Regions from separate parts of the Homo sapiens genome. Here region 1 is linked to region 2. A link is a loop called in an ENCODE intact Hi-C map of the cell type or tissue named here. Cell type or tissue: PC-3. All regions are shown on one strand.

What was found. Peaks named below come from ENCODE experiments on the same cell type or tissue, not always from the same donor. Only the 100,000 strongest peaks of a DNase experiment are listed, where the experiment ranks them.
Region 1: a loop joins it to region 2, with 2.0 times the contacts of the local background. A loop is called at or near these places in 5 of 110 quality-filtered maps.

What each region holds. Positions count from the first base shown.
Region 1 is chr1:107,261,535-107,264,034 of GRCh38, forward strand. The region is part of intron 2 of NTNG1 (netrin G1); the gene reads left to right. Among named protein-coding and RNA genes, the nearest start is that of NTNG1, 120 kb to the left of the region's middle. In PC-3, no CTCF peak of the experiment used is centred here; a DNase peak (open chromatin) is centred at 1,507; H3K27ac peaks cover 2,019 bases.
Region 2 is chr1:107,429,852-107,432,351 of GRCh38, forward strand. NTNG1 (netrin G1) reads left to right here. Exons shown (of 8, transcript NM_001113226.3): 6 at 899-1,066. Among named protein-coding and RNA genes, the nearest start is that of NTNG1, 290 kb to the left of the region's middle. RefSeq lists an enhancer at 2,002-2,500. In PC-3, CTCF peaks have their summits at 978 (motif pointing right) and 1,178; a DNase peak (open chromatin) is centred at 1,010.

The DNA.
Region 1 (2,500 bases), 170 kb before region 2:
AAATTTGCTATTTAAAAAGATAACTAGGGCCAGGAGCGGTGGCTCACGCCTGTAATCCCAGCACTTTGGGAGGCCGAGGCGGGCAGATCACGAGGCCAGGAGATCGAGACCATCCTGGCTAACACAGTGAAACCCCGTCTCTACTAAAAATACAAAAAATTAGCCGGGCGTGGTGGCGGGTGCCTGTAGTCCCAGCTACTCGGGAGGCTGAGGCGGGAGAATGGCGTGAACCCGGGAGGCGGAGCTTGCAGTGAGCTGAGATCGCACCACTGCACTCCAGCCTGGGCGACAGAGTGAGACTCCGTCTCAAAAAACAAAACAAAACAAAAAAAACGATAACAACTATATTATAAGACATCATTTGTGAATTCCACATTCTCATATGTAAGGTAAACACAAAGTTTGTATGAGGTTCTCTGTCCGGGCAATGTTAACTATTGAAAAATTACATTCTAGGAGTTTACTCTGATTGAGGAAAATAAGATACACCTTAAAATAACCACAAAACAAGAATATGAGCTAAGGCCCTTGGCAGTTAATGTACCTAAGTGCTGTTTACATATTTTGAAGCTAAACGTTACAAAGACTTTTTCTGATTTATATATTTACATTAAAAGTCTTTTACATTAAAAGTCTTATAAAGGTATTTTTCAAAGCCGTTACACATGTAGTAACACAATTAGTAAATCACATGAAATCTGAATGACTTTAGAAAGACAGGGACACATGAGTGGAGACTGGGAGGACGACTAGGTTCACTACTTAGGGAGGCCAGAATGGAGTCTTTTGTGGGTAATGAGGGCAGTTCAGGGAGAAGAGGGCAGTAGAAAAGGTATTTTGTCACAAAAGATTAAAATGTGTCAGGGAGACAAGCATAGAGATTTATTTTATTGTTATAAAACAGAATATAAAAGTAGGTTGGGGTCTAACTATTGTGGACTTCGAGTGATCAACGAAGGAGTTTATATTTTTTCTGATATTTTATGCCATTGAAGGTTTTAGGGCAAGGGATTGCCATGATCAAAGTAGAAGAATCAGTCTGGCTGCAGCCCACATAATCATGGTGACATAATAAATTGTAATGACTCAAAGCAGTAGCTGGAAATTGAGAAAGAAATACATGAATTAGAAGGTGTTGAAAATCGCTTATGTTGACTTGAGACAATGGTATTCATCTTTTCTGTGAGTGTATTTGTCTTCTGTTTAGAAAAAGACAAAGCAAATGAAAAACAATCTCTTCATTCACCTCCAGAAAGGGGTTGGGAAAGACAAATAAAGGGTTATTCATAATCTGTTGGTTACCCTCTGTTGGTAGTGGACAGAGATGAAACACTTTTTCGCTGGTGCACAACTTTATTCTTAGCCGTGAACATCTGTAATTAGATGAACCACCATAGTGATGACTGAATTGAGAAATCAGCCCATTAGAGGATCTGGTGGTAAAGGAATGGAAATCATTATCTAGCACAAATAATGCAAAGTTGGTCACTTACTCATGTGTGAGTTACTGTGCAAACAATTCTGATAAAAGAGGGGGGAATGCTATGGAATCAATATTGTCTTTATTGTGAAGAGGAATGAGAATGAACAAAACCCTGAAGCTTTGAAATGTGGTAAATCTCAATACATTTACTCTGAGAATGTGACTGCATCCCCACAGTTCTTCAGAGAAAGGATGTGTGGGTGTGAGAGTGAGTGGGTGTGTGGGAAAAGCTAATAACAGTTCTAGGTTAGCTTGCTTCCTTCCTTCCTTCCTTCCTTCCTTCCTTCCTTCCTTCCTTCCTTCCTTCTTTCCTTCCTTCCTTTTTTTCTTTTTTTTTCCTTTACAAAGCCTTTACAATAGCAGTTTTACACCTTTGAGGCCTTTGCTAATTTTTGAGACATTTTATACTCTTTCTATTTAGGCATTAATCAGGAAATTGGTCTTTTCAAAGTGTGAATCATGAATAGTGAATATGAAACATTTTAAGAATGTAGTAGGAAAGATATTAGCACTTTGGGGAGGTTGCTTAGTGGAGTGAGGGAGCTAATGAATACTCTGAGTTATCTAGCTCTTTTCATCTATGCTAATTAGCCTTAACAAGGCAAGTTAAAATAATTTCTTTCCTAGGCTTGTACAGTGTAACTTCCCACTTAGCATTTCTTGTCTCCTTACAAGCCTTATAACCTGAGGCAATCCCAGATATTCCCTTTGGGAAAGAAGTATTTGAGAGTTATGCTCACGGCACTTGCCTTTATTAATTTTATGAAAAAAATCCATTTTAACATTCATTTTCATATTTGAGTACCCAAGAATTTGAGGTTTGTATGTAACCATTGTTGGGATTTTGTTAAAAGAAATGTTATAGTACAATCCATCATGACCCAAACACATCTTGATGAAATGTTCTGAAGTTTCCTATCTTTAAAAAAAATGTATTATGCTATTTCTCTTATGGTTCTTATCATAGTTTGTTGAAACATTCCAAGGAATTATAGTTCTAAGCTACCTTGTATTTGA
Region 2 (2,500 bases):
AGAAAGAAGAAATCTAGTCACCCTCCACCCTTCCCCAACTACTCTCATGCTCTTCTTCATCTCCCTGTCTAGTCATTACCACCATCACTCCTAAGCCTCAGAGACACCTCTAACATTTCAGAGAAACCAAGGAAAAGAAAGGTGGGGTTACAGTAGCTACCTAATTCTTCTTTTGTAGCAAACTATTCTTGAAACTTAAGAGAAAAGGAGGGAATCTTAAAAGCACCTTTTCGCACAAATTATCTCCCTGCTTTTTTTGTCTTCTCTCACACATATACATACAGATTTGGTCTGAAGAAAGGCTTAAGAAAGCCATCTTCTCTTAGCATTGGGGAAAAACAAAAATAAAGAATTGTTTAGTTGTCTAGAACTCTATTAAATTTGCCATGATGTATATGAAACCCCGACTGAGTTGCTGTCTTGGCATGATGTCAGAGAGCTAAAGGAGCCATGGTGATGGTACTTAGACTCTCAATGCTCACACAGTCCCCTCTCACTTTTTTTAAGGCTGAAAAGATGAAAACAAGGGAAATGGTGCAAAGACACTAAAATTCTCCATCTGCAAAAAATAAAAATAATAGACTTTTTCATCACTAGAAACTGAGGCTTCCCAAATTTTAAAAGGTGTACACCTGCAAATGCTTCTGTTCATTTTGTCTGCCAAGAATTAACAATCTTCAGTCTTGTTCCGAATGTCCGACCTTTCTATCCTGCTTGAAACAGATGCTATTTCCGTGCCAGTCACAACCACCTGTTGCCACCATGTGTTGTGTTGAATCACATATATGTAATGCCATTCCACCGTCTTTTCTCCATCCCTCATTTTACCCAAGCATGTAGTATGCTATTACTCTGCTACTGTATACACTCTGTATACATTTCTGTTCTTCCTTGCAAGATTGTGAATGCTTCGGCCACTCCAATCGATGCAGTTATATCGATCTGCTAAATACAGTCATTTGCGTGAGCTGTAAACACAACACTAGAGGGCAGCACTGTGAGTTATGCAGGCTGGGCTACTTCAGAAATGCTTCTGCACAACTGGACGATGAGAATGTGTGCATAGGTCAGTTCCATTACAATTTCAGCTATTCTTCTGTGCCTTTTGAGCTACGGGGAGATATTTAGGGTGGAGAGGCTGGCGATTTGCACCGCGGTTGAGCCAGAATGAACTTTCTCAATGTAGAAAATATCCTATGGTAGATTTCACTTGTGATTTCACTTGTATTGGTTGAAATCATAGTTGGGGGATATACTTTGAACCCTTATGTTGTTGCTTTAAATATGATGATCTCAGAAATCATGTTAAAGAAATTAAGAATTTTCTTTCTTCCCGTTTTTTGCTTTTGTATGAAATTGTAAAACCTGATGATTCTGAACTGATCTTATAGCCTTAAACTTAAGGCTATACATTCAACTTTCAAAATAGAAACTCATTATATGCGATTTAATTATAGATATGAAAAATTAGGGTACAGATTCTTGCATATAATTGGTGATCAACGAGTATTGATAGATTGAAAATGTTGCTATTTGAGATTGAAAATGACTAGCAACTGGAAATGTAAAAGTTTGTCTGACTTCTTCATCCATAGCAATGAAATTCCATTTATTGAATTTTCCTACAGCTCCCAAAAAGGAGGAGTAATTTCTCAAAAGTATTCTAGGCAACTAATTATCTTAGCCCTGGAAAACTGCGTCCACAGAGGCCCCTGAGCACTTTCCCTTCCCTCCCCACCAATGACTACTGCTCTTGGCACCTAGGGAGGACCAGGCACCTTTCCCACCCAGAAAATCTCCTACCTTTTACATAGTGAAACCTGTCTTTAAGAATATGGGGGTGCCAATGGAAAAATAAGAAACAATAAATGGAATTTCACTTCATAATTCACTCTGAAGCAATGCATATATTTGAAATGCTGAAAAATATATGTGTAGCCATTACCACACCAGTAGGTAGCTATATAGGCACCCAGTTTTAAAGGTAGACTTTTTCACATTGAGGTACGTTCAATAGGATACACAAGCTGAATAATGACAAGCAATCTTTTTATCAAGAAAAGAAATCCAATTCGTATTTCTGTGATCATTGTCCTCTGATTGGATCGTCAAGATCCAAGTGTCACAAAAAAAAGCTGTTGAGTTGTTTTTAATCAAATTGGGCCAAGTATATATAATACTGTTGGTGTCTACAGTACTTTCTGTATTTCAGAGCATCTCCTTATTTATTATTTGTCAATTAGGAGAGAAAGTACTGGACTTAGAGGCCAGAAAGCTAGGCTCAAATTTCCGTTTGCTAGCTCATGGCTGTGTGCCATAGGTAAGTCATTTGAGCCTTCTAGTCAGAAAAGGATAAATGGGATGCACAGGAAACCCTTGGTCAACTGTGAACTGGCTTGCAGATGTCTTGTTTTGTTTTTACTTAATCCTCATTAACAAAACAGTGGGGTAAGTATTACACTAATTGTTTCCCCTGTCTTGTCATTGAGAAAAGTAAGGC